Regions from separate parts of the Mus musculus genome. Here regions 1 and 3 are each linked to region 2. The links are chromatin loops, found by intact Hi-C in ENCODE. Cell type or tissue: heart. All regions are shown on one strand. Links, peaks and the distances in the headings refer to the core of each region. The heading gives the core; the rest is flanking DNA. Region 1 overlaps 9930021J03Rik (RIKEN cDNA 9930021J03 gene). Region 2 holds the start of Ranbp6 (RAN binding protein 6). Region 3 holds the start of Ermp1 (endoplasmic reticulum metallopeptidase 1).

Evidence for each region. Peaks named below come from ENCODE experiments on the same cell type or tissue, not always from the same donor. Only the 100,000 strongest peaks of a DNase experiment are listed, where the experiment ranks them.
Region 1: it touches region 2 in a loop (2.1-fold over the local background); 6 of 42 quality-filtered maps call a loop at or near these places.
Region 3: it touches region 2 in a loop (3-fold over the local background); 5 of 42 quality-filtered maps call a loop at or near these places.

Annotation. Positions count from the first base shown.
Region 1 is chr19:29,734,435-29,744,537 of GRCm38, reverse strand. 9930021J03Rik (RIKEN cDNA 9930021J03 gene) reads left to right here. Exons shown (of 8, transcript NM_172836.3): 4 at 926-1,005; 5 at 9,333-9,422. Among named protein-coding and RNA genes, the nearest start is that of Mlana, 42 kb to the right of the region's middle. In heart, for the core only: a CTCF peak has its summit at 4,768 (motif pointing left); no DNase peak of the experiment used is centred there.
Region 2 is chr19:29,807,139-29,817,241 of GRCm38, reverse strand. It overlaps Ranbp6 (RAN binding protein 6), which reads left to right and starts at 4,268. Exons shown (of 1, transcript NM_177721.4): 1 at 4,268-9,134. The coding sequence starts at 4,292. The coding sequence ends at 7,609. In heart, for the core only: no CTCF peak of the experiment used is centred there; a DNase peak (open chromatin) is centred at 4,221; H3K4me3 peaks cover 2,201 bases; H3K27ac peaks cover 1,248 bases.
Region 3 is chr19:29,643,233-29,653,335 of GRCm38, reverse strand. Ermp1 (endoplasmic reticulum metallopeptidase 1) reads left to right here and starts at 4,921. Exons shown (of 15, transcript NM_001081213.2): 1 at 4,921-5,300; 2 at 7,068-7,369. The coding sequence starts at 4,981. In heart, for the core only: a CTCF peak has its summit at 4,907; DNase peaks (open chromatin) are centred at 4,895 and 5,475; H3K4me3 peaks cover 1,295 bases; H3K27ac peaks cover 924 bases; H3K27me3 peaks cover 873 bases.

The sequences.
Region 1 (10,103 bases), core at 2,694-6,693, 73 kb after region 2:
ACTATATGGGATTTCTGGGAATAAACTCCAGGTCCTCTGGAAGAGTAGCCAGTGCTTTTAAAACCTCTGAGCCATTTCTCCAGCCCACCATTAAATAAATTTGTTATTTGATAATTACATACAAGGAGATGTGGTAGCTTGTATATTTGAGGCCAGCCTTGGTTACAGTGTGAGATCCTCAATATTAATATTAAAATAATATTAAAATTAGGAAAAATGCATTTTAGCATGTTCCTTGCCAAAACTGTGTGTATGTTTCATTTTGTGAAGTTAAATGCAAAGAAGTAGATAAATACTTGAGATGTATTCTAGAAATTGTATTCTTTAGGGATGAGGTATATTTTTCCTTATGATTTCTGAATGTACAAAGTACTAATTGCACATTAAAAGGATATGCTAACTATACTTTTTAAAGTTTGGTTATTAAATACAGCCAAGACCAGACCATTAGACAAGTGCAGGGTGGCATCCTAATGTCACTAAGGGGTTTCCACTTTTGGTTGAGCAGCCCATAATCTTTAGATAAAATGGTTCCCCAGGTTCCTAACTGCAGAAGTCACTGTTCAGGTAAGACTCTTTTTCTGTGTAGTCTTACATAAGCTGTGAATGTAGATTTTTAACTAAGCAGTAGTTTTGTGGCGTTTATGCCTATTCCTTTTAATAAACTCAACTGTTTATGCATCACCATGAGCACTACAATCATTTTGGTTCTTATATAAATAGGCAGCATTGTTACGTGTCTGTTACGGGCAGTTACAGTTTAACATTTGCTTTCACTGAGGCTTGTTTGATTCATGATTTTCATTTGGCTTCTAGCAACCATCTGTTAGTTAAAGTTTAACTTTCAAGGCTCTATGTAATTTGGTTTCTGTTAACAAGGTGCCGTAAACAGCATTATGAAGTTTTTCTCTTTTAATCTTGAAAGGAAAAAAATCCATATCTAAAAAAGCAATCACAAAGAAGAGGAAAACTGTCACAAAGTCACCTGCTGTGCCGGAATTTCAGGTAAATGTTTCAATATTGTCACCAAGTTTTTCCGTTTAATTTTTTGTTTTAGCTCCATTCCTTGTGAGAATGGCTGGATTTCAAGAAACTACAAGATGTATTTAATGACTTTTTCTAACAATGTGTTTTTCTTTAAAGTACAGATGTAGGCAAAATGTTATTTTTTTAAACCTCTTTATCTCTCATAAACCTTGGTATTTTTAGTTAAACCTATACTAACTTTTGTAGATAAAGTTTAATCAAGTATATATACATATATCTCTTTTCTTTATGTCCGTTTGCATGTATTCCTAAGTACACATAAACAAATTTCCTTTCTTCTAAAGGAAAAAAAATCATGTTTTGTACATAGTGATGCTACTCTGATAATTCATTCTTATGTAGTTTAACCAGTATAGAAATGGTGGACTAACTTGAAAGGTATTTTAACTTTTAACTATAAATAAACTATATTCAGTAAAGGCTAAATATAATAGTCTTTAAACATTTCTGCAAAAAAAGAATTTTTGCTGCCATATGTGAAGCACTAATGCTGAAAATAAGCAATCTCATCATAATTATGCTTTTATTTTTCTATTTATACAGTATTTTTTCAACAAATGATACTTGTTAAAAAAATTTTGTACTATTGTAACCAGGCCATTTCTAAAAGTTTTATAAGCTCATAAAATAAAAGTGATGTAATTGAATTTGTAGGTCTTAAGTAGTTATAAAATTATAGGAGGCAAGGAAATACTATATAGCAATATTATACTTCTATTTTCAGTAAAAATTATATTTAGGGGAAGTTGAAATTCATAAAAATTAGATATCCTTAAATAGTAAAAAGAAAATATATATTTTATAGTAGAATATTTTAATGACATTAGGATGACATACATCCTTTAGAAATTTTTACATAACCTTTATACAGGATATCCAGTAAAATACAGTTTACTGGATTATATATTAATTTGGCTGGAGGCCATCCTGCCATTCATTTCTTGTAACATGTTAATGGTATTCTATTATATCTTTATGCTTCCACTGGTCAGCCTGCTAGCCTTTGTTATTTCTCCCACTCTTTTTCTTCTGTTTTTTAATATAGAACTATATAGAACTTAAGACAAAGTGGTACATCCATTTTTGGTATTTTTGTAAGTGGACTGTGTGTAATAGTAATACAAACTGCATAAGTAATGCTTTGTACAGTTACAGGTGCTATTAGTGATATATGAAATCAACTCAGTGGGTTACATTTCTTTTTTAAGTTATCAAAATTTGTCAGAATATCACATATCTGGTCATGTATAATACCATGAATATGTATAGTTATATGTATTATATGAAATTTGGTTTTAGTTGCCTCTGTGTGTGGACATGCATGGTAAATTGTGGTTTTGACTCTGGCTCATAGAAATATGTTGGAAAACATTGTTGTAAGTAATACTTCTAGTCAGTTATTGACCATTTGCTTATTGCTCAGAAATGTAAGGTCAAAAGTACATGTTTCGTTAAGTTGAGCTGTTCTTCAAAATACATAAAGTCATTCCTTTCCTGGTTCTTAAGCATAAGAGGTAGAGGAGTACTCTGTGTGTGTGTGTGTGTGTGTGTGTGTGTGTGTGTGTGTGTGTGTGTGTGTGTGTGTGTTGTTCTTGTTTTTGAGTCTATATTGGGCTAAGGTAGATCTTCTACTATGTTATGAGAGCTTGAAACTGCCTTCTAAAATAGAGATAAAGAGGCTGGAGAAATGGCTCAGCTATGAAGAGCTTTTGCTGAACTTGCAGAGGACTTACGTTTGGTTCCCAGTATCTACATGGTAGCTCACAACCATCTGTAACTCCAGTTTCTGGGATCCAGCACCTTCGTCTAGCCTTGTGGTAGGCACATGTGTGGTATATATACATACATGCAGACCAATACTTGTATACATAAAGTACCAGTTACTATATAATAAAGTGAATTTTTTTCTTCCCCAAAGTCCTGGAAATCTATATAGCATCTCATATGTTAGTAATAAACATAATACTTTGTAGACATAAGTAGCCATTCTAAACTAAAACACCCATTCTTACTGCTGAAAATAAAGAAAACTTTGAAGCATAAACATTCCATTGCTTTTTAAAAACCTGACCTATTTACCAAAAGGCTGATCTTTTACTGATAGAAAATATGCTTAGAAATAAACAGTTTAAAGGTTTAAATTTTTTAAGTCTTTTTTTTTTTAAGTCTTAATGATCTAAAAAAGTGAAGCCTGTTTTGATCATAACTTCTTGGCAGTTTTTGTGTTGACTTGTTAAACGCTAGAAATTTGCCTCCTTTACTTGCTTCCTAAGAACTCATGTTTATGTGAACACTGTAAAGCTCGGAGTCAGAAAATGTCTTCATACTCATATTTAGAACATGCACCAGGGACGCTGAAGTAATGGCTTTGGGTTCATTTTGTGTGTGTATTGTAAAGAAACTAACAGTGTCTGTGTTACCTTTTCCTAAGAGCTATGCCCTTCCTTGTTAAAAGTTTATAAATATTAATAATATAAATATAAATAATATAAAGGCTGATGCCTTTATTAAAAGTGAAGATTTGTAGGTTTTTATCCTCCAAAAACCTTAAGTGAGTAATGGGTATCAGTAATGTTCTAGTTAAAACATGTGGACTCTGGAACTAGGCTGAGTTCGAATGCCAGGCACCACCTGACTGTTCTGTCACCTTAGCTAAGTTATTTAACCTTCTCTAAGTCCAGATCTTCATCTGCACAGAGGATGATAGCAGCCATTACATTGCTAGAGCTTTCTGTTCTAGCTCTTCTTAACATTCTATCTTCCAAATAGGCATAGAGACTTCTGTTAAAAATACTGTAAGTAGGAAAATTAATTAGGATTTTCCTTAAGAGCATCTATTGCTGACTTTAGCACTTTTCCAGCTACTTAGGACATTAAATAAGCCTTGGATCTGGTCATATTAAAATAGCACATGGTGGGAACTTGTAAGAATTTTAAAGTGAAAAAACAAATAATACACATGACCCACAGAATGAAAACTTAGACTTCCTTACACTAATATTTTAATTTGTATACAGTGGCATATCAGCAGAATTGTGGGATTTATTTTTTATCAGCATTAACTGCAAAAATAGAGAATATTTTTAATTTAGATGGTTAGAATATTAAGTTTTGTATCAAATTTAACAGTTACAATTTTTTTTATTTTGTAATATAAAGACTTTTAGACTCAAAACTAAATGTCATTTTTCCTAATAAAGTTGATTGCCCCCAAGAGCTGTTTTTTGTTCAGTATTTGGGACGTGTAATAGTATATAAATTCTCCTTTTGTGCTAAATTAAGTTAGAAAGTATTTTTTAACTTGATGTGTCAAGTCCCAGTAAATTCTACATTTTTAAAAATAATTAAAGAGGAGTTGGGAAAATGGTCCATTAGTGAGCTCTTTCAGAGAGAGGATCTGAGTTGAATTTCCAGCACTTAAATCGGGCTGCTCAGAACTGCCTGCCTGCAGCTTAGCTCCAGAGGATCTAGTTAGTGCTAGTGCCTACAACCTCTGTAGGCACTTGTACCCAACATGCACATCCACACACACACACACACAATTAGAAAGTAGTCAAAATAATTTCTTAGCATTTTAATGAGTAGGGACTGGAGAAGTGGCTCAGCAGTTAAGAGCACTTGCTGTTCTTCCAGAAGTTCACAGCGCCTATGTCATGTGGCTCACAAGTGCCTGCTACTCCCGCTCCACAGCATCTTGTGCCACCTTCTGGCCTCCATAGGCACTCCCATACTTGGTAGTCATTTAGACATATAATTAAGTGGCCTTACCATGTTTTTTTCTTTTCATTGGTAATCCCACCACATACAAATACACACAAAATACTTTTTTAATGATTATGTACTTGGCATCTGATCTATACATGTGATTCATTCTATGGGTTAAGTATATCTTCATAAAACAAATTGAGACTAAAGTTCAAATAAGTTTTTAACTTTCCTATGTTATAAAGGTCTATAGATTAAGTCATATTTTAATTGCTACTTCTTAAATTACATAATTTCAACTTAGGTTTTTTTTAATTTATAAATCGAGATTTTTTTTAACCTCTTTAAAACTTTTCAATTTTATTTAATTAAGGCATTAGAAGAACATGTTTAATTACATAGTATTGTTACATATTTTGTTAACTTGGTTTTTAGAATTTTTTTCATGTCAACTGAATATTTTATTGTTACTATTGTCCTTGCTGTTGTGGCATGGTGACCATAAGAAATATGTAATTTCCTGTTAGCATAGTCTTAACAACTATTAATATAATTTTGTTTGAATACTATGTAGATTTATAATTTATATCCTATAGTTTGTGTTATAGTTACAGATTTTATAATTGTAGGACCTTTTATTAGGATGGTAGTGAGAATGACTCATTTTGTTTGAACATAATTATTTTTACTTTTTACCATGATTTCCCCTTTGCTTTTAAAATATGACCTACAGTTTTTATTTTGCCTTATTTGGAAGTATTTTTCAAACCTAGTGTGGATCTACCAAAATGGCATGATTTTAGTGATTGAAGTTATAAGGAAATTTTTATTATGTAATTCTCTGAGATATGGTCATGAGATTCTTTTACTTACATAGTCCTTTCCTTTCCCTAATACATACATTCATGTATAATTTTTTAGTCAAAGAGACAGCATTTTAATACTGTCAGTGAAAATAATAATGAATTTTGTCCTAAAACTGTGTTGAATTGTTGCTTGTTTTTAAATGTTTCTCTTTTGTTTAGAAAGAGCCCTCAGCATATGGTCTAGTAGAGGAGTTTAGAATTCTGTAGTCTCTTCTACCAATGCGTCATCTCGGTCACTTCATATGCTGCTTTTAGTTCTTATGTGTCCATTGAAGATGCACCTGTTAGCCTGCTCTAAGCCACAAACCAAGTTACCTCATTTCAGTCCCTTTCGTGTGTAAACTGGTTGAGGCTCGGTCTTGATTCAGTCAAGTATCTCTCTTAGGTTCCCCCTGGGAAGGAAGGGCAGTAGTAGCCTCTGGTGTATGAAGGAGAGGTTCGGGGTGTGGTCTGGCCTAGACGGAATCCCAGCAGCTCAGTCTTTCTTTCCAACCCAGGAGGCCCTGTGCCTCAGCAGCGCTTTTGAAATTAATACTGACAAGAAAAGGACTTAATGAGATGCTTTTCTTTGTTCCTACTATTGTATTTATTCTGCCTACAAAAATGAATTTTTACTGTGTTGATTCTAGTTTTAATAGAATTATCACTTGAAATTGAAGACTTCATTCTTAAAAGAAGGAATTGAGTTATGTGAGACATACAGTTGGCATAAATCAAATTGTTTCTACTACAGAATTTTGTGATAGCTTTGCATGATTTTGTGTATTGTATAATAGGCATGCATTAGGTATATAAAAATATGAAGACTATGTTTGCATACTAAGAGTATAAGCCAAGCCTGGTTGTAATAGCACATATCTGTAACCCCAGCGCCTGGAAGGCTAAGACTAGCCTCAGCTACATAATTTTGAGGGCATCGTGCACTGTGTAGTGAGATCCTATCTCCACAACAACGGTTGTAAATTATTATATAGATATTTGAGTTATTTTAATGTACCGTCAAGATAAATATCACTAAAAATATTCTGATCCTCGTTTTTAAAAATTACACGTAGGACTTAAGTAAGGAAATTTACTTTAAGAACATTATCCTAAAAATATCCCACTCCCTAAACTTGGAAATTAATTGTGAGTTTTTATTTTCATTAGCTACCTAACACCAGAATATTTCAGTTTCTCAGTAGCTGTGCTAGTTTATAAAACACAGCCATTAAGTACATGACTACTCAAAAGTGCGATCCACTGACTATAACTATAAACTTGTCATATGTGAAACATAATAAATCCAAAACTATCAAGGTTCCCCTGCTGTATATGCACACTGAAATTTGAGAAGACTTGATTTATCACAGCTTATTAGCTAGGTAAGCCACTTAGAGGTGTTACTTCATATAGCTTTTAATGCTTTGGCCTCAGCTGTTTTACAGCAGATGGAATATAATTAGTAGTTTATGTCATGAGTAACTGAGAATTGAAAGATCTTTCAAGCTTTTAGGATGTGTTTAGTTTGTCGGGATTTAAAACATGCTCTTATCATTTTAAGTGAGATACCTAGAATTTAAGGAAAGTTACTGTGGGACTTGCCATAGGTAAGTGAAAATAAAAATCTATGCTAGGATATTAACCAATACACCAAGTTCAGTGGAAAAGGACAAATATGACAAAGCAGAAATAACAACAGACTGAAGGGCAAAGAAGTTTAAGTCGCCAGTGAGTACTCATTAAACCCACTGGAGAGCTGATGTTGCTCTGTGGCTTCATAGATAGACTAGAGGCTGAAAATGCTACCTAGCTGTACATGTTCTTACCTAGTTGACCAGTCTACTCTTTGACCATCAGCGTTTCTTTCATAACCAGATTTCGCAAATTAGACTATGTGATTTCTAATAATTATCAGTTATACTCTCCTACTATAATTCTGTGTAATATTTTCTACTCTGAAGTTACTTTTGTTTTTGTGTTTTGCAAGTACTCTACCACTGAGTACATCCCCAGTCCTAAAATTGTTTAATTTGGATTATTTAACTATTTACTTGCCCTGCTTTATCAATAAATTTGAAGTTTTCAGATATTTCTAATAAGTAATTTTTAATACTAATTATGGTATAACATGTGATAATTTTTCTTAATCTCTTAGGTTGAACCATTTTGCCATTTTTACAGATAAATACATGTAATATATATGTATATATATATAATTTTCTTAAGGTTTTAGTCTAATTTAAAGCAATTTCTGTCTCTTATTTTTAATTACTTAATAATAACTAGCAGTTATCTTGGCGATGCACTTTGCTTGTTACTTTCGTCTGATTTTCTAATGAAAGAATGTGCACTTTTTACGAAAACAGTAACTTTATATTAATGGATGTAATAAGCACATTGATAAAGGTTAGTGATAATTTATAAGTATATAGCATATTTTATTTAATTTATGTATATGACTACACTGTAGCTATCTTCAGACACACCAGAAATGGGCATCAGATCCCATTACAGATGGTTGTAAGCCACCACATGGTTGCTGGGAATTGAACTCCAGACCTCTGGAAAAGCACTAAGTGCTCTTAACTGCTGAACTATGTCTCCAGCCTGTGATTATAGCATATTTTAAATTATACAGTATAAACATCACAAGATTTTCTTGGATCTGAAATTTTTTGTCTACATAGATGTAGTTTTGCTTTTAAATTTTCTGTTTCATTTAAAAAAAATAAGTGATCTTAAATTGCTTAAATTATTTTAGGAAATGGTTAAATGTATTAAACTCACTGAACAAACACAATATAATTTTACAGGAACCATATGGAATAACTAGTATTTTTGTTAGTATTTCTTAATCTTCAGTTTATAAAACTTTAGTTAAGCCAAGCTAGGTCAGTCAATAGGTAAGAATTTATCATTTTGGTCACTTGCCAGTGTTAACCAAAGTAAAATAAAATGAGCCACACAATTATAGAAGGAAAAAGATACTGCTTTGTAAAAAATGTTTTTATTTAAAAAAAAAAGAAACGTTTTAATTAAAACCTGTTAAGCTCAGTTGGGCTGGGTGGCACAGGTCTGAAATCAAGCACTTGATGACTGAGCAAGAACATGCAAAGTTTGAGACAAGCCAGAGCTATATATAACACCCTTTCTCAAACAAAAAAAAAAAAAAAAGCAACAGTCAAAATTATTAAAGGCATGGCAAGAATATGTACTTAACTGTGTTCCTATCTTTGAATATATTGTACATATTTTTAGTTCTCCTTTAGCACAACTGCCAGCAGCAGCAACTTAGTTTGTTTAGGTTGCAAACCTGACGGCAAAAGGATAATGGCCACTTGCAGGCTTGTATTTCACCTGCTCGGAGACTGCCTGGTGGGATTCTTTCTTACAGATGATTCAGTAATCTATAAAATCTAATGAGTTTCCAGATCTTTGTCATTCTAGGCTGAAAGTTAATGCTACTAAGGAAGTTCAGGACCATAACACAAATGTAGCGGTGGGGATGTAGGAAGAGACTGCCAGTGTGAAACTTTAGCACATTTTCTATAAAGCCTGAAGTTCTTACATCATAACAAGTAAATATCTCATATATTAACCATAGAGCTTTCCTTGCTTTTATTATTGTGGAGAAATAGTTTTAATTTCAGTATATGTTAAATAATTCTGTTACCACATTTTGGGTGTTTTATATTATGTGTTATCAAGCTGTGTTTTTGTGTTTTGTTTTAGCTTATTTGCACTAATCTTGATGAACTCAGGGAATTAATCACAAAAATCGAGAATGAACTCAAAGATCTGGAAAACAGTAGAAAAAAATCGGTAGGTGTTTATCCAAAAGTTCTGTCTACTATTGTCAGCATTAAAATTCATTCCTGCTTTTTTCCCAAAGTTTTTAAAAATCTTGTTCTCCTAATTACATGAAAATTTACAATTAAGAATAGAAGCATTGTTTCTTTCATTTCTCCTGTGTGGTCTAATTTTCAATTTTAGTACAAAAAGATGGTATTGGGGCAAGAAGATTAATTTTCTTTGCCTGGTTTATAACAGGTATAGTCTTAGATATTATCCATATAGTATTGTTTCTAACTGGTAGCTTTTAAGATACTGTGTACCCTTGATTATGTATCTTTAATGCAAGGCTATTACATAGCAACAAACTTAATCATATGTAGTATTAAACAAATATAATCAGGCCCCTTTGTTTATTTCTACCAAGATGACTTCTAAAAGAACCATTACCAGACAGAAGGCTTTTAAGGTTTTTACTCTAGGTCTTAACAATAATTGAGCAATTAAATTCCTGAATTTTTCATTGTTCCAAAGAGGCTATATTATATATATGAACATGTTATATACATGCTCTCACTTGGTAAAGTGCTCTGCGTTGTTCATTATAAATAGATAGCAGCTACTTAACTAGCATTTATGTCATATCGGAAACACAATCATATACCAATAAGTATAGGGAGAAGGTATCAAACGTTTAAGAAAATCAGTCAT
Region 2 (10,103 bases), core at 2,273-6,272:
GGGTTAGTAACTTTTGATGTTAGAAACTTGTCACTTTTGTTCATATTTTTAATCTTCTTTTAGCCTACTGTAGGCATTATTCTTTTTTTATATTGAGGTTGTCTCATTTTAGTCTAGCTAAAGTGTATGTGGCATTTTTGTTGGTTTTCTGTATCATTTTTAGATCTGGATTATATCATGCAAGATCAACTTAATTCTATCCCTCTCATTTGGCTCTAAATCTCAGCTCTTCGGTGAAATTTGCAACTTGTCTTGAATTTTCTACCACTTGGTAAGATGCTAACAAACACCTTAGTTGTCTCTGGGGAAATAACCTTGAGATGCCCTTGAGATGTCCTTGAGATGTCTTTGGGGAAGTAATCTTGAGATGCCCTCTCTACCAATACAACACAGCTAGTGTTAATTATAAAAGTTAAAATTGCTCAATTCTAACCAAATTGGCAAGCCAATTTTGGCTATTATGTAGTAGCCTTTCCCCTACTTCTCATGGGGGAAAGAAGGGGATAGCAATGAAAAAAAAATGAATACAGGAGAATCATTCATTTTAAAATAGAGAGCTAAGATTGTAAATCATCTTGTGTTTTTCTAAAGCAATAAGTCATAAATGATTGTTCTAAGATGGGTTCAGTTTTGCTCCTACTATTGAAATTATAACTGTCATTTGAACATGTGGGGACCAGTGAAAGAACAAACTATGGACTCCAAGATTCACCTATCTTGAGAAAAGCCTTTTCCTCCCAAAGAGCAGTGTGTTGATTGACACAAACACTGCTGTTTATTCTTTTAGAAGTAAATAAGCTGGCAAAGAACGGCATGTGGTCGAAACAGGTCACTGGGTCAACTCATGGGAAGATGTCTTAGTCACTTCCTTGTTTGGTGTGTGTGCTACTGAGCCTTTGACCTCTTTCCTACCATCAAAGTCAGCTGATTTGGACTTTCTGGTAAACTGAACTGGTAATTGACCTATTCAATGTCTATTCTGTGTGCATCCCTTTTCATATTCTTTCCAAAGGAATCTTTCTAAAATTTGGTTCATACCACTTGATTGAAATCGAGTTACCTTTAGGGGAAGGATCCACATTTCTCAGTGTGGACTATGACACTTTCATCGTCTGCTCTACTTACTTCCCTGCCTTCCTCCTTATTGTCCCAGGCTCCTCAGGCGCCTCCCCCCTAATGCTCTGACCCTGGAGGATTGGCAAAGAGCTCTCACAGTTTGCCTCAAGGCCTCTGCATTTTAGCAAGTTGTTTTGTCTACTTTGGACAGCCCCCCCCGCCCCCGTCCCCAAGATAGCTAATTAGGACTCATTCTTAAAAGCCAGTCAGGCATCACTTCCATCTGAGATTCATGTCATCAACTCTGAATATTGACTAAAAGAAATTATCAAGTTCCCCCTTATCCTTTACTGCACAAATTATAATTCAGATCGAGGGAATGTTGTTTTTTTCAAACTCCCAGCTGACTTCCTCTACACCCCAGTGGATTAGCTGCCTCCGTAATGCCTGGGCAGAATTATTTTCACACTAATTCCCTGAGTGTGTGGCATTTACCATTTCCTATAAGTATCTTCATGTAGTTGATCTTTGTGTGTGTGGTGTATAGTTTGTGTTCATGTGGTGGTGGTGGGGGGTGCATTTGTGCAAGTGGAGTTAAGAGGTCAGTTTCTAGTGCCTTCCTAAATTATCTCTCCTTATTGAGAAAGGGCCTCTGACAGAAGTTTGAGCTCATCAATTTGGCTAGGCTGGCCATTTTGCTCTAGAGATCTGCCTGTTTCTTCCTGCTCCCACACAGTGCTGTGTGGGGTTATATATGTGCAACGGGGTGCTCAGCTTTTCCATGGGTACTGGGATCCAAACTCAGGTAGTCATCCTCTTCACATAGCAGGAACTTTATCAACTGAGCCATTTCCAAGCTCCTCTCATATGTATATATATATATATGTATATATATATATATACACATATATATATGTATATATACATATATATATATATACATATGCATATGTATGTGTATATGTATATGTATATAGATAGATAGATATAGATATAGATATATTTTTTGTGTCCAGCACTATGATTGATAAAGCTCCAGTGAATATTTTCTGGTGGAATAAATGTACAACTGAACAATCTCTTTAAAAATTATTCTATTTACATTCCAGTCATTGTCCCCCACTTGGTCCCCCCCTCACAGTTCCTCATCTCATTCTTCCTCCCCCTTACCTCTGAGAGGGTGCTTCTCCCTGGCCCCTGCAAACCTCCCCCTTTTCTGGGGCCCCAAGTCTCTCGAGGATTTAGTGCATATTCTGCCACTGAGTCCAGACCAGGCAAACCTCTGCTACATACATGCCAGGGGCCTTGGACCAGCCCATGTATGCTCCTGGCTGGTGGCTCGATGACTGAACAATCTTAACAGCATTTCAACTATTGTTGCAAGCTGTACTAATTTATATATACTCCCATATAATATAGCCAAGCTTCCCGGTGTTCCACATTTGCACAGGCCTTGGCACTGTCAGTCATTTACGTTCCAAACACTACAGAGGATTGTCACTGGATCTTGCTGTGGTTTTAATAAGCCCTTAGTATGCTAACGGATGCAGCTGTAGGGAAAGCATTTCTCCAGCATTCGTTAACATTTCCTAAAACTGCAGATGCAGAGGCTTTGCAGCCAAACTTTTTCTAGGAGCAGTAAGAAGAGCAGTGAGTCTGGTACAAGATGAAGCACTGTAGGTAAGATTTTAGAATCAAAACAAGAATTGATTTGATCCATAATTATAAAGTTTAGGTATTTATATAAAATCTCTCTGTGCTTATTAATTATGCATGTTTGGGTTACAGTTCTCAGAAATCTAGTACAGTAATTTGGAAGCTGGTCCTAACATCTGTATTTTAAAATAAACACCCTAAATGGCCTTGAAATGGTTCACCAAATGAGAAACACTGTTCAGAGACTAGTTTCATATTACAAATTAATTTATGAGACCACCTATTTGGTCAGTCAACTTGTTAATGTGAAACTAGACTTTCTCCATTTTGTGTGTATATGCAGCAGAATTTCACAAGACTGAAATTCAGATTTCTTGGCAAAGTTTAAGACAGAACACAATAAATGAAGGTCTCTGATGACGTTGCAAAAGCAACAGCGGCTATAGGGGATGTTCTGTGGTGACAAAAGGTGCCACTGCCTTAAGACTAGGTAGAATTTAGACTCATCTGCTGTGAGCCTCAGCCTCTCTGGCTCTTCATTTCTTGGTTTAAAGTAGTGCTTTGTCTGCCTTTATCAGCCTTACAGAATTACCTAGGGCTGAAATGAGTGTGACAATGGCTGGCAGAGAGGAAGATCTGATCTCAGACTGTTACACCTTATAATTATGGTTTTAAATAACTCATCTGCCTACATTAAAAATACATAGCCTTGGGGAATTTGTTCTTAGGGTAATCTTTGCAGCTTCCTATTCATGGGTAATTAGGATTCTAATAACTGAACTGTCATATTACAGTTTAGAAACACATAAGGAAAATCTTGAGTAACAAAAATACAAAAGTAATGTATATAGAAGACCAGGATTCAAGAAGCTTCATTATCATTACTCCAGATCACCTCCCACCTTACTCATTTGTCTTTCCCACTCTGTTAGAATCCACAGGACAAGAGATTGGGATGTACGCCCGAGTTTGAACATCTCGGGTTCTACTTCTTTGGGTGTGGCAACGGGGAGGAAATCATTAACCTTTGATTGAGTTTATTTTGCAAGTAGTTTTATTATGGTTTTACTCACTATACCCAGTTAACAATTTAAATTGTATAATTCGGTAGTTCTTAGTAGAACGGCATGACATTGGGGGAACCATCATCACTATCAACTGCAGAACATTTTTACCAACCCTCAAAAAGAAATCCCCGGACAGCAGTTATACTCCATTCTTCCCTCCTCCCTCACTCCATAGCAGGTGCTAATTAAAGTTCGTCTAGAGGTGCTTATTCGAGGTCTTTTACAAACAATAACGGCATCATACAGTATGTAGACTTGCGGAGCGAATTTCTCCCCATCTCCTTCCAGCCTCTACAGGAGCACATCGGTCGGAGAACAGGACGATACCCCTAAAACGCACTCAGCTCCGTCCACCCTGTAAAACCCAGACCCCCGCCTGCCAGCTTCACCCCGCCGCAGCGGAGAGTGGGAGCAGCGCCCCGCCCATCCCCGGCGTCGCCTCACTGACGTCACCGCTCCCAGCCGCAGACTCCCTCCCTCCTTCCCGGTCGCGGTAGCTTTGACAGGACGCGATGGCGGCGGCCGGGTCTGCAGGGTTGCCGGCGACCGTGTCGGAAAAGCAGGAGTTTTACCAGCTTCTGAAGAACCTGATCAATCCAAGCTGCATGGTGCGGAGGCAAGCCGAGGAGGTCTATGAGAATATCCCAGGTCTGTGTAAGACTACATTTCTCTTAGACGCCGTCCGAAATAGAAGAGCAGGTTATGAGGTGAGACAAATGGCTGCCGCACTGCTACGACGGCTTTTGTCCTCAGGGTTTGAGGAGGTCTATCCAAATCTACCTCCTGAAGTGCAGAGGGATGTCAAGATTGAACTGATACTGGCCGTTAAGTTAGAAACACATGCTAGCATGAGGAAAAAGCTTTGTGATATTTTTGCGGTGCTGGCCAGGAATTTGATAGATGAGAGTGGCACTAACCATTGGCCAGAAGGTCTGAAATTCCTCATTGATTCGATTCACTCTAAAAATGTGGTTCTGTGGGAAGTTGCACTTCACGTTTTCTGGCACTTTCCTGGGATTTTTGGGAACCAGGATCGTCACGATTTGGATATCATCAAGAGGTTGTTGGACCAGTGTATTCAAGATCAGGAGCATCCAGCAATCAGGACATTATCTGCTAGAGCTGCAGCTACGTTCGTCCTTGCTAATGAAAACAATATTGCTCTTTTCAAAGACTTTGCGGATTTGCTTCCTGGGATCTTACAGGCTGTGAATGATTCCTGCTACCAGGATGATGATTCTGTGCTAGAATCCCTTGTTGAGATTGCAGATACTGTACCTAAGTACTTGGGTCCCTATCTAGAAGATACTCTGCAGTTGAGCCTGAAGTTGTGTGGAGACTCTAGGCTTAGTAACCTGCAACGCCAGCTGGCTCTGGAAGTAATAGTCACCTTATCTGAAACTGCAACTCCAATGTTGAAAAAGCATACGAATATTATTGCACAGGCTGTGCCTCATATATTAGCAATGATGGTTGATCTTCAAGATGATGATGACTGGGTAAATGCTGATGAAATGGAAGAAGATGACTTTGACAGCAATGCGGTTGCTGCTGAGAGTGCCCTAGACAGACTGGCTTGTGGACTTGGTGGGAAAGTTGTTTTGCCAATGACCAAGGAGCATATCATGCAGATGCTTCAGAGCCCTGACTGGAAATGTCGACACGCCGGATTAATGGCCTTATCAGCCATTGGAGAAGGTTGCCATCAGCAAATGGAACCAATTCTAGATGAAACAGTTAACTCGGTTTTACTTTTTCTTCAGGATCCTCATCCAAGGGTAAGGGCTGCTGCCTGTACTACACTTGGACAGATGGCTACAGATTTTGCACCTAGTTTCCAAAAGAAATTCCATGAGATAGTGATTACAGCTTTGTTGCGAACCATGGAAAACCAAGGTAATCAACGTGTGCAATCTCACGCAGCTTCTGCTCTTGTTATTTTTATTGAAGACTGCCCCAAGTCATTGCTAATTCTATATTTGGAAAATATGGTAAAAAGTCTCCATTCCATCTTGGTAATTAAACTTCAAGAGCTGATTCGGAATGGAACTAAGTTGGCCTTAGAACAACTTGTGACAACCATTGCTTCCGTTGCAGATGCAATAGAAGAAAGCTTTATTCCATATTATGATATATTTATGCCCTCACTCAAACACGTTGTTGAGCTCGCTGTTCAAAAGGAACTCAAGCTTCTTCGAGGAAAAACTATTGAATGCATTAGCCATGTTGGACTTGCCGTTGGGAAGGAAAAATTTATGCAAGATGCATCAAATGTGATGCAGTTACTGTTGAAAACACAATCAGACTTAAATAACATGGAAGATGATGACCCTCAGACTTCTTACATGGTTTCAGCCTGGGCTAGAATGTGTAAAATCCTTGGCAAAGACTTTGAGCAATATCTCCCACTGGTTATTGAGCCACTTATCAAGACTGCTTCAGCTAAGCCTGATGTCGCTCTCTTAGACACACAGGATGTGGAGAACATGAGTGACGACGATGGCTGGCAGTTTGTAAACCTCGGAGACCAGCAAAGCTTTGGCATCAAAACTTCAGGACTTGAAGCAAAAGCAACTGCTTGCCAGATGTTGGTTTACTATGCGAAGGAGTTAAGAGAAGGATTTGTGGAATACACGGAACAAGTTGTGAAGATGATGGTTCCTCTGCTGAAATTTTATTTTCATGACAATGTTCGAGTGGCAGCTGCGGAAGCCATGCCCTTTCTCTTGGAATGTGCAAGAATTCGTGGCTCAGAGTATCTTTCACAGATGTGGCAGTTTATATGTGATCCCTTAATCAAGGCAATTGGAACTGAACCTGATACAGATGTACTCTCAGAAATAATGAATTCTTTTGCCAAGTCCATTGAGGTCATGGGAGATGGTTGCCTCAACGATGAACACTTGGAAGAACTGGGAGGAATTTTGAAGGCAAAACTTGAAGGGCACTTTAAAAACCAAGAGTTACGGCAAGTAAAAAGGCAAGAAGAAAATTATGACCAACAGGTTGAAATGTCTCTTCAAGATGAGGATGAATGTGATGTTTATATTCTGACCAAAGTATCAGATATTTTGCACTCATTATTTAGTACTTACAAGGAAAAAATTTTGCCATGGTTTGAGCAGCTACTCCCACTAATTGTAAATCTAATTTGTTCAAGTAGGCCATGGCCAGACAGACAATGGGGACTATGCATATTTGATGACATCATAGAGCATTGCAGTCCAACCTCATTCAAGTATGTTGAGTATTTCCGGTGGCCGATGCTTCTCAATATGCGAGACAACAACCCTGAAGTCAGACAAGCTGCTGCTTATGGACTGGGAGTCATGGCACAGTTTGGTGGAGATGACTACCGTTCCTTGTGTTCAGAAGCCGTTCCACTCTTGGTAAAAGTTATTAAGTGTGCAAATTCCAAAACCAAAAAGAATGTGATTGCTACAGAGAACTGTATCTCAGCAATCGGAAAGATTCTGAAGTTTAAGCCCAACTGTGTAAATGTGGATGAAGTTCTCCCACACTGGTTATCGTGGCTTCCGCTGCATGAAGATAAAGAAGAAGCTATTCAGACTTTGAATTTTCTCTGTGACCTAATTGAAAGCAACCACCCAGTTGTGATTGGTCCAAATAATTCCAATCTTCCCAAAATCATCAGTATAATCGCAGAAGGAAAAATTAATGAAACTATTAGCCATGAAGACCCCTGTGCCAAACGCCTAGCTAATGTTGTCCGTCAGATACAGACTTCTGAAGAATTGTGGTTGGAATGCACATCTCAACTCGATGATGAGCAGCAGGAAGCTTTACATGAGTTACTCAGTTTTGCTTGAAGCAGTTTAATACCATCTATCATAAAAGTAGCTACAACGTGTCGTGAGTGGATTCATTACAAATGAGAGATATACCATTTCTCTCTGCTAAGCAGTTCATACTTCTATGTTTCTCCAGGATTAGTGTTAAGGTCTCCTGTTTACTTTGCACGTGTCACTTCTTAAACTGTGGTTGTAACCTGTGCTTCCAGTTGTCCTAGAGTTATTTGTCACCTTCCCCCTATTTAGTGTGAAATGTATAAATTGTTATTTGTCTGACCTATTGATGCTGGGCAGACGGTATATTTTGTGCCAAGATGTCTGTGACTGTCACAAGATGCAAAAAAGCTCACAAAGAAAGGGAGACTTCCAGGTTAAACATTTCTGGAATTGAGGGTGAAGAATACAGTGGCAGACTTGTTCTTCCTTGGTAATACTGTGTTTGTTACAGTGAGGGACGGATGCTAGAACTGAGTGTGTCAAGGTATGGCAGTGGTTGTAGGAGTTGTTTTCTACAATATAAGTGAACCTTTTCATATGGTACTCCTGAAAAGTGGTTATAGCATGTCTAAAAACAGTTCCTAAAGTATCCAGCTGAGAGTTATGAGAACTTTTAAATCTCCTTAACCAAACTGGTTTAAAAGAATTTATCTAGAACTGAAACATTCATGGGTGTGGAGGAGGTACTGAGGAGACATTTAACACTGAAAGAATCTGACAGACTAGAACAGTGTAATAAATACTAAATAGTCAGTGTTTGTGGGAGTCAGGTATTGTTACATGTTTTGGCCAAGTATTATTTTGTGTTTGTATGTCATATCCCCGTAACTCCCATTTCAAACATAAAGGGAAACCTTTATTCAGAATGGGGGTTAAATAGAGTTCTATTTTGACAGATTCTACAGAAACAGTGAAACAAAATGTTATCCTTAAACATTAAAAAGAAAAGAGCTTTAAGACTAGTCACATATCAGTGTATGTGTATTACAAAACAGCTATCAATTTATGGTTAATTACATTAAATGGAATGTCTTTAGTGTTGAAGGTTTTTTTTTGTTTGTTTGTTTGTTTTGTTTTTTTTGGGTTTTTTTGGTAGGATAGGAAAAGACTTCTACTTAATGGAACTTCATTCAAAACTTACAAACAAGAATGTCTGTTGTGACTTCCTGAGCCTGTTGTGAGTACTGTGTATGTAACAGACCAAATATGTCCGAACCAGTAAGTGCTCAATAAATTGTCAGTGTTACTACTGTTGATTGTCCTTCTACTGTGTTCTTTTTTATACTTTAAAATTTTTTTACATGGAATTTCCCTCCCCTACTAGGTCTATCTAGGACTACTGCAGACAGGGATATAAAGTCAGGATTATAGATAGCTCAGAATTTGATATATACTATGCTTATAATTGTATTTAAAATAAATAGAAAAATAGCTACCTTGAAGTTTATGTTTTCTCTGGGTGGTGGGACTAAGTGCCAGTTCTTCTCTTATCTATAATTAACCTATGAACAATATGTTTCTTATTAATAAAAGTTTTTTTAAGTCCAAGGACTTGATTTTTTTCTTTCATAATAACTAGGATCAGTTCATGAATAGAGTTAAGGCTCCTTCTAATTATCTGTAGCTCTTTCTATGTCTTAAGAAATCTTTCACCAAGATTCTTTTTTCATTTTCTGTAGTCTTGTAGAAATCTGACAAATGATTTGTAATTGGGCAATTGGAGTTTTGAAGTAAGAGTTCTTAAATTTAAATTTTGTCAAACTTTTCCTGTTAGTTTCCCCATCTGTAAGATAGCCTAATGGGTAGCTTATGTGGTTGTTGTTAGAGTCAAAGAAGATAATGACTACCAAGTGCTTAGTAGCACAAGGTTCAGAAAGTGGAAGCTATTGTGTAAAGTTTTGAAATGGGTCTGGTGGCTAAAAGAGGACATTTTCTTGAGTTTGGTTGGCTTTAGATTTGTGGGCTTTGTCAGAGGAAATGAAGGAAAGGCTAGCCATACAGTTGTCAGTTGCTGAAGTATAACTGCCCCACCTTTTCATCATGAACCGTGGTATGTCTGAGAGAAAACTATAAATTCCAGATAAATACATGCATGTGTATAAGTCTGTGTATATGTGAAGTACTTTAATAACTTGTATTCCTGTTGCACTATTTTACTTACAACTGGTATTTAACTTACTGAGTCCCCACAAGAAAGTTTTACACTATTAAATGTTATCAGTCCTTTAGTAGTTAAAGTCTTTGTTTATAGTCGCAAACCATTTTGAAGGTGAGATAATCTCAACCATTTAGTTATGAATATCATGTTTAAGATGCATTTCTATAGTTTTGGTTTTATGTTTCATTCCAAGTTTCAAGCAAGTTTAAGTCTGAATATTATGTGCATTAGAAAGCTGTGACATCTATTTGGGGTTCATTAATTTCCCCGTCATTTTAAGCAACAAGTAAACTAATGTAGTGAGTCCATATTTTAGTCATTTAAAAATATGTAGCGAGATTTTAAAGCCACACCAGT
Region 3 (10,103 bases), core at 2,508-6,507, 160 kb after region 2:
AAGAAAGATGAACTGACTTAGTTCTAGTGATCAACTAGAGGGAACTTGGGTTCCCAAGCTATTTACAGGACGGTAGAGCATTGCCCATATACCAGACATCTCTCAGAGACACAACAGGAGTGGGGTTTCTCCCTACCCAAATCAACTCCATAAAGACAAAGGGCTCGTCCTGACAAAGCCAGGTAGACTTCTGTTTGCCAGCTAGAGAACTGGCTTCTCAGAACTCCTGTGAGGGGTGGTCTGTTAATCTCTCTGATAGATTGGAAGGCCCCCGACCCCCTGGGCAGCACTTCCAATCTTGTCATTTTTTTTCCTTCTCTCCTCACTGACTCCAGCTATAGAGGCTGGCCTCACTATCTCAATAAGCGAGCTGTCCTCTGAGACGGTCTCCCAGGTTGGGTCATTCAGATCTAAGATACTCGCAGCTGCCCGAGATTCTGCTTCTCAGCTCCTCCACATCCTGTGACTGCTGGTGCCCAGTGGTCAATGAAGAACAGAGACGCCACAATCAACAGCTTATGGGGTTAGGGCCGGCAGCATAGCCACCCAGTCTGTCTTACCCTCACCATCAAGTCAGTATGCCTTTTCACTCACTGGAATCTTTTTTTTTTTTCTGTGAAAATAAAACCACGGGCTGGTGAGATGGCTCAACAGTTAAGAGCACTGACTGCTCTTCTGGAGGTCCTGAGTTCAAATCCCAGCAACCACGTGGTGGCTCACAACCACCCATAATGAGATCTGAAGACAGCTACAGTGTACTTACATATAATAAATAAGTAAATAAAATCTTAAAAAAAACAAAAAAACAAACAAACAAACAAAAAGAAAAGAAAACCACATGTCAAAGTGGCCTCTGGTACTCCAAAGGCCAGGCCTTACTAAAGTCAAAGCTGTTGATTACGGCTAGCCTGGCATGTTCAGTACAGCTGTGTAGGGGTGTGAGCCAGCGTTGTGAAAAGGACGAGGGATGGGCAGTCCAAATCTAGGTTCAGGGTTTGTTTTCTTCCTTTGTTTTTTATTTCGTTAACTTAAGCGTGGGTCTGGGACCTTGGGGTATGGCCGGACAGTTGTTGTAGGCGTGATCTCTGGGCTGCTCCATCTCAAATGACCCCAGAGTCCTTGCAAAAGCTAGGAGGCCTTCTACATGCTGGCACATGACTGCTGCTCCCACCTGATCCCTTCCCATGCCCTTCCGAGTTCATGTTGTGTTAGCCAGAGCCTTTCTCAGGGTTGCTTCTGAAGACTGCTGCTCATTTCCCTCTGCCTGGAACCTTCTCTCCCGCGGTGTCTTAGTTATGGTTTCTAACGCTGTGATGAAACACCAGGACCAGTTGAAACTTGGGGAAGAAAGGGTTTGTGCCAACTTACAGTTTCACAGCATACTTAGTTACTGGGAGAACTCAGGGCAGGAACTTGGAGGAGCTGATGTAGAGGTCATGGAGGAGAGCTGCTTACTGTCTTGCTCCTTATGGTTTGCCTAGCTCCTGCTTTCCTTTACAACCCCAGGACAATTAGCCATGGGGCTGAACACAAAGGTCCTTCTACACTATCTATCAAGAGAATGAACCACTGGGGATGAGTGAGGGCATTTTCTCAATTGAGATTCCCTCTTCTAAGTGGACTCTAGCTTGATTCAAGTTGACATATAACTAGCCAGCACACAAGGCTTCTATGGCCTGTGATCATAACATATCAGAACCTTCTGTATCTTGATATATTGTTGCAGATACAGCTGCTGACTTTGACAGCTCTCCTTCCAAAGGTGTTGGGGGTCTAGACTTTGGGAGAAGCAGATAGCAATATTTATGAATCTTACAGAAGGAAATATATATTTTCATTCTCCCATTGTCTTAGTCAGGGTTCCTATCCCGTCACAAAACATCATGACCAAGAAGCAAGTTGGGGAGGAAATGTTTTATTCAGCTTACATTTTCACATTGCTGTTCATTGCCAAAGGAAGTCAGGACAGGAACCCACACAGGGCAGGAACTTGGAGGCAGGAGCTGATACAGAGGCTGTGGAGGGGTGATGCTTACTGGCTTGCTTCCCCTGGCTTGCTCAGCTTGCTCTCTTACAGAACCCAGTACTACCAGTCCAGGGATGGTACTACCCACCATGGGCTAAGACCTCCCACCCTTGATCCCTAATTGAGAAAACGCCTTACAGCTGGATCTCATGGAGGCATTTCCTCAAGGGAAGCTCCTTTCTCTATGATAACTCCATCTTGTGTCAAGTTTACACGCAAAACCAGCCAGTACACCCACACATTCAGTAAGGACATAGTAAATGATGACCAGAGACTGAGCAGAGACTAAGCAGTATGGGTAAGATGTAAGTTAATAAGATAGACATTGGTTTTGGTCTCAGAGCTTACACTAGAAAGGATCTTACAGGACTGAAGTTCCATGTGTCTAAAGACTGCTGTGTTTTCACACATGTGGGACATATTAACTGAATAGTGCACGTTATGCCACATCTTAGGAGACCTCAGTCAAAGGCTGGGTAAAACTAGACAAGGCTCTTGCCCTCATGGAGCCTCCAGTCCAGCGAAGGAACCCTGAACTCACAGGCATTGATGGTGCTGTAGGAGCGGACACAAGCGGGTATGGGCTTAACTGGATTAAGATGAGTCTTGCTTAAGGAAGTATCAATTCCACTGAGATTTGAAGGGAACAAGCTTGGTAATGAAGGGAAGGAACAAGTGTTTTGGGTGATCCAAACAGTATATGAGAAGACACTGTGAAGGGAAGATGGTGGACCAGAAGTCTTTAAGAGAGGCCAGAGTGGCTGATGGAGCATCCTGCATCTGATGTGTCTGAGAAGTAGGCAGGGTGTCGTATGTCTGACACAGACACTCAGTCAAAACCCTGAAGTGTGTTTTCTCAGTGGGTCTCTAGGTTAATGCCTTCGAGCATTTCAGCCATTACATCCATAGGCCACAGAACCTTGAATCTAAGAGGCTCATGGAAGCAAGCAGAAACAAGACTGGTCAGTTGCTAGCATGGCTACTACAACCAATGACCAACTTCTTGCCACTCACTGTGATAGTGAAGGAAGACTAAGGGTTTTTATTATTTATTTTGAAGATATTTAAACATTTTTATTTGTATTATTGTGTGTTACTTATGGCTTACTTATTGCTGTGATGAAACACCATAGCCAAACTAACTCGGGGAGGAAAGGATTGATTCGGCTTCTGCTTCCACATCACAGTTCTTCATCAAAGGAAGTCAGGACCAGGACTCAAACAGGACAAGAACCTGGAAGCAGGAGCTGGTGCAGAGGTCATGGAAAGGGGTGTGGGGGGAAAGGGGTGTGTGTGGGGGGTGTTGCTTACTGGTTTGCTCTTCAGAACTTGCTCAACCTGCTATCTTATAGAACCCAGAACAACCTGCTCAGGGATGTCCCCACCCACAAAGGGCTGGGCCCTCCCCTATCAATCACTAACCAGGAAGGTGTCCTACAGCTAGATCTTATGTTATCACTTTCTCAATTGAGGTTCCTTCCTTTCAGATAACTCTAGCTTGTGTGTCAAGTTGATAGAAGACTAGCCAGCACAATTGTGTTTATATGATGTGTTTGCAAGTGTGTTTGTATGAATTGTGTGTTTGTATTTGAACACTCGTGTGTGCTTAGGTCAGTAGACACCTTGTGGGAGCTGGTGTTCTCCTTCCACCATGGGCCTAGTAGGGAAATGAAAGGTTGTCAGGCCTTGGGGGAAATCAGGGATGGACACATTTATCTTCTGATCCATCTTGTTAGTTCAAGAATATCTCTTCGGGAGCTAGAGAAAGTACCCAAGGAGCTGAAGGGGTCTGCAACCCTATAGAAGGATCAACAATATGAACTAACCAGTACACCCCAGAACTGTGTCTTTAGTTGCAGATGTAGCAGAGGATGGCCTAGTTGGCCATCATTGGGAGGAGAGGCCGTTGGTCTTGCAAAGATCATATGCCCCAGTACAGGGGAATGTCAGGGCCACGAAGCAGGAGTGAGTGGGTTGTGGAACAGGGCAGGAGGAGGGTATAGGGGACTTTCGGGATAGCATTTGAAATGTAAATGAGGAAAATATCTAATAAAAAATGAAATATCTAATAAAAAAGAATATTTCTTCGGAACCTTTGTTTTTAGAGTGCCCTGTGTGTCCGCGGAACAGAGCAGAAGGCTGTCTTGGGATCCCATTTGTCCTTCATTTGCTGTCTTTATGTTCTTCAATATTAAATAGGAATGAAAATATTTTCTTTTCAAAGTCTGTACTTAGCACACTGCTTGACTCAGCAGCTATTCATTAAATTATAGGTATTGTTATCTGTTAAATGAAAACAGCACTAGCCCTGGTAATTGGGGTTCTGTGTCTCCCTACTTCCTTCCCTGCCTCCTCTAGCTGCTCACCTTTGTAGCCCTGGTTGGCCTGGAACTCTCTACGTAGACCAGGCAGGCCTCTAATTTGTGTAAATCCTGAGTGCTGGGATTACAAATGCTTTTTTTTTTTTTTCCAAAAAAATTTTTTTTAAAAGACAGGATCTTTGTTATGTATTCCACTCTAGGCACAAAATAGGGATCCTCCTGTGGCCATCCTTCCTAGTGCCAGGATTACACCTTTGTCCAGTCCTGGTTGTGAAGTCTTACTTATTGATTTGGTAGGCAGAATCCTCCTTTTCCCAGTATTCATCAGCCCAGCGCAGGATAAATGCCTCGTGTATTCTGTTAAAGCGGCCTTGCACTTCTCTCTTGCTTAGGGCTGCTCATTTCTAGGTTTATGGGTGTTTTTCCCTTTGACAGTCTGCTGGCACCAGGCTGGGTGTCAGCCTGTGCCACCAAAGATCTCAGACTCAGGCACCAGGGAACAGCGAGGCGGACCAGCCAATCAGAAGAAATTTGGCCCTCTGCAGTTTCCGTCCGCTCACTAGGAGGCGCTGCGGAGGCCGCGGTGGCCCGGACTGTCGCAGGCTGGGGCGGTTGGTGGTGGCAGTTGCCGCCATGGAGTGGAGCTCGGAGTCAGCGGCTGTGCGGCGGCACCGCGGCACCGCGGAGCGTCGGGAGGGAGAGGCGGCCGCGTCGCACCGGCAGAGAGAGGCCTCAGCGCAGGAGGATGCGAAGGGCGTCGGGAGGATGTGGGGGAAGACGGAGAACGGCGGCGGGAGCCGGGTTGCGAAGACCGCGCTGTCCGAGGCGCGCACGGCGCTGGCGCTCGCACTCTACCTGCTCGCGCTGCGGGCGCTCGTGCAGCTCTCGCTGCAGCGGCTGGTGCTGAGCCGGACCTCGGGGCTCCAGGGCGAGTTCGACGCGCGCCAAGCCAGGTACGGCCGATCGGCCCGGCCGCGAGTCCTCTGCGGCCCCGGGGTGGGGGAGCGCCTGGTGGGTGAGTCCCGCGCGGGTGAGCCCGGCGCCACTGTGCCCCAGGCGGAGGAGGCCGGCGCTGCTGTATGCAGAGTCCCGGGGTCCTTGGGCGCACCTCGGTGGGAAGTGGGATGATCCTGCGCGTCCTCCGGGGGTCTGAATTGCGGGTACTCCGGGCTTCCTCGGCTCCCTCTTTCGCTTTCTTGGGGTGGCCAGATCGATTGAGTCTGCTTTCTCATCCACTCTCTTCCTCCTGCAGATGATTGGTTGTTCACACGCTTCATCATTCTCCTCTCTTTCTCGAGCAACTTCCACTTTTTACTTTGGTTAGTTCTCTGCATTTAAAATGAGATGGAGAGTGAGGTTTTTGTGCCAGGGCTGCATTACCAAGTCTTTCTGGGATGGTGTGGGAGAGGAGTAATGTAGTGCGTGCTAACCTTTCTAAGCACCACAGCCCTCATATCTGAAAGCTGTGGAAGGAGACTCAGAGTACATCCAGACAGAATTATGCCTGTAATTTCTGAAGGTCGCAGATGGTCTATGGCTCTTCTGTACTACGGATTGTATAGGGTTCAACATTTTTTATTTTATTTTATTTTTTATTTTTTTTAAATATTTATTTATTTATTATATGTAAGTACACTGCAGCTGTCTTCAGACACACCAGTCAGATCTCCTTAAGGATGGTTGTGAGCCACCATGTGGTTGCTGGGACTTGAACTCAGGACCTTCAGAAGAGCAGTCGGGTGCTCTTACCCACTGAGCCATCTCACCAGCCCCATTTTTTATTTTTTTTATTCTATTTATTTACTTGTTTATTTTTCGAGATAAGGTTTCTCTGTGTAGCCCTGGCTGGAACTCCCTCTGTAGACCAGGCTGGCCTCTAACTCACAGAAATCCTTCTGCCTTTATCTCCCAGGTGCTGGGATTAAAGACCTGCGCCTCCACTGCTGGCCAAGGGTTCAATTTTTTTTTAAATGACCTCAGGTGTATTTGAAAATATGAATTCTTTGATTCTGTAACTTGCATCTTAAATCAGATGAGTCCTTAAGCTAGTAGAAAGTTTTCAACTACTATTGTGTTTTAAAAGTTGCTTCTTTAGATGAGTTTTCTTAAGAGCTTTTTGGAAGGCACCCCCAGTCTCTCCTCCGGTCCCACCCATCCCTCATTGGAGTAGGGTTAATTTTGACCTGAACTGAAGTTATTAGGTTTGGTGTGTACAGCAAGAGGCTTGTGTTTATTGTTTATTCTTTTCAGAAGTTAATCATGCCTACTTGATGGCATTGCATGGCTATACAGATGGCTTCAGCCCCTTAGACCCAGTAAGGGACAATCCATAACTATCGGCTGGAGTCAGGCCAGTGAAGCTGTGTTGTCCTGCCTTCAGCACTCGTACATACTGAATAAGCCCTAGTCTTGGTGCTGATTTGGTATGGGTCAATGGAGAAAAGTGTGAAAGCATTAGTTCCTGGAACGCAGTATAAAATGATGAAGCTTCCAGATCATTTTCTTGAGATGTCTCTCTCTCTCTCTTTTTAAAGCACCTTCAGTTCCAGATCTCAAGAGTTAGAGGTGGAAGAGAGGCACAGTGATTTTCTTTTTCTTTCTGAGAAGTCAGAAGATCTGAACTTTCTGCGGTTGGAGGGAGGGAAGCACAGTGGGGAGTTGTTCCAAGCTGAGTTAGGCTTGTGCGTGTATGCCATCACCATCCTTCTGATTGTCTCCAGGGATTATCTGGAACACATAACGGCCATTGGCCCCAGGACTACAGGAAGCACAGAAAATGAAATTCTGACGGTACAGTACCTTTTGGAGCAGATCAAGCTGATAGAAGCACAAAGCAACAGCCTTCACAGCATCTCCGTAGATATACAGCGGCCCACCGGTTCCTTTAGCATTGACTTCTTGGGGGGCTTCACGAGCTACTATGACAACATTACTAATGTCGTGGTAAAGCTGGAGCCCCGGGATGGAGCCGAGTCTGCTATCCTGGCTAACTGTCACTTTGACTCAGTGGCAAATTCACCAGGTAGGTACTTGTATTTAGTCATTTAAAGTCACAAAGATAGAACCCAGAAAGTTTATTAACTTAGCCCCATATAAGGACCATTTTTCTTTGACCAGCATTTTCTCATTGTGTTAGAAGTTAAGCTAATTAATATGTTTAGAGTCTAGCAATGTAATATTCCTTTAAGTTCATTATTATCAGTGTTATTGTAATTATTAAATAGTGGCACACAAACCCCATGGCAATACATGAGATGTTTTGGTACACTGAAGTTTATCCTCAGTTTACCAACGTGTCTGTCCACTTGTAAGTGCTTACATACTTACAGGGTGGCAGTAGGCTTTGGGGGTACTGGGTAAAGATCCCTGTATTTAAAGGATACGTGGATTAGAGGACATTAGTTCTAGTAGTTTCTGTTAAAATTATGGTCCACTGAAGGTAGAATACTTACTATTGTGTTCTGAATAGACACTGGCAAGATAGAAAACTTGATGTTCAAGACAATGTCTGACACAATACATATCTGTCAAATCGAAGTGAATCCCCTACATTGAAGTTTTAAAAACAAGATTTTTCAGAAACATGATTTGTAGACTCTGGATCTCGTTGTCCTTGCAGTGACACAAAAAAGTGCAAGCTGCATTGTCAAGGGCAGTGGTTAGCAAAGCACCTGAAACTTTGTGCAGTTGTTTGATAGGGTATTGGTTGAAGTGCACATAGCCCAAACTTAAGCCAAAAGAAGCAGTAAGCGCCCATGTAAGTCTGAGAAGCATCACAATCAACAGTGGCCACTTGGAGGTAGAGAGACTCAGTCAGCCCGAAGGCTGGAGATTGGGTTCTCCCAGGATATAGAGGTAGAGACCGATGTAGTTATGCACCACAAGGATTCTTTCTTGCTTTAAAAAAAATGTATTTATTAAACATTTTATTTGTGTGGGTGTGGATGTGGGTGTGCTTGCCCGCGTTCAAGTGTGTGTTTGTATGCCATGTGTATGTGTATGTGTGTGAGCACTGGGAGACCAGAAGAGGGCGCCAGATTCCTCGGAGCTGCTTTAGTTACCTGTGAACAGTTGTGGTTGCTGTGGGTTCTGGCATCCGAACTCTGGTCCTTCAGGAGGGAGCAGCCCACAGTCTTAACTGCTGAGTCATCTCTCCAAATTATTTTTTATTTTGAGTTGGTGATGTTTTTGTAAAGAATTATAGAGTAAAACAAAAATCACTATTGAAATAATATGTGAATCCTGCTCATTGTATTAAATTCTGAAATCTTGATAAATTTCCATGACTCATAATTTTTTTTATAAGCTAGACAGGAGTCCATCTAAACTACTGACGTCCATTGTCTCTAAAATTTCTTCTCTATATGCTCACATAAATATTCACAAGTAAAATATGAACAAAAAAACCCAGCTAATACAGGCAGTTAAGAATAGAAAGTGACAGCCAGACAGTAGTGGCACACTCTGGTAATCCCAGCACTTGGAAGGCAGAGGCAGGTGGATTTCTGAGTTCGAGGCCAGCCTGGTTTACAGAGTGAGTTCCAGGATAGCCAGGGCTACACAGAGAAACTCTGTCTCAAAAAAAAAAAAAAAGAAGGTGACATTTTACAATGGCATCCTGGGATTATACACTCAAGAAGACTCCTCTAATAGACACCAAGCCGAGGTGGGTGCTGGGCGTCCTGACCAGGAGGAGAGCATCTGAGTACTGGGCCATCTTTTGGCATATTGCTTAACCTAATCTATCTTTAATTTCTTAATTGTAAATGGAAAACTGATAGCTAATTTCCTAACAATGTTGCTCACAAATTAAGTATAAGGAAACCTTTAGGATAGCATCTTTCAGAGGAAGTCTTCCTCTGGTGGTGGTACTGTTGGTAACAATACTTCTAGATTGCTTGAATGTATAGCAGGCCTAATATAACACATAAGATATAGACTAGCCTTGACTTGATGAAATGATATTGTGATAAGACATTTCTTTATATTTAGAATGTATTTTGCTTATTCAGACATCAGTATCCACACATTCATTTAAAACAAGGCAGATGTGCCCTAACTATGTCAGGGACACTAGACAGAGTCACCTTTTGCTCACCTTTCAGACGATTAAATTCTGGAAAGGGTCATATAATAATGCTGTGATTGTTACAGAGCATTATAGTAGAAAGACTGGATATGTACGTATCAATCAAATGTAGAGTCCCTTGCCTTTCATAATTCTTATGTGGGAATAAGATAAGATTGTAAGAGAAGATAGTAAAGAGAAAAAAAGACAGACAGGTCATTGCCATGTGTGCACATGTGTCTGTTTGATAACATGGGGAACACAAATCATTTCAAAGAGGCGAGTCAGTTCTCTGCCTTGAATATTGTCTTCATCAAAGAACAATACTTTTTTTTTGAAAAGTGATGAGACAAAAGGAGAGAACCAGGTGGGGTGTAGCTCAGTGGTAGAGCGATTGCTTAGCATGTGTCAGCACCAGGTCTGTCTTTAGTGCTGCAGAACTGCACAACAAATGAACCAACCCGGAGGGAATCCCGAACCAAAGCAAAAAAGCCCACAAAACAAAAAAAAGGGAGAAAGGACCTAGAGCCTGTGTGGCAGCGAATGTGGGAAACCGTGTGAATGGCAAGCCCAGTGGGGAAAGCTTTGGGTCTGTAGCCTCTCCAGGGCCTATGGTTGTCTTTGTAGATTAACCTTCATCCTTCCAGGCAGACAGGGAGGCGGAACCCCTGCATAGATTTACGGTCCG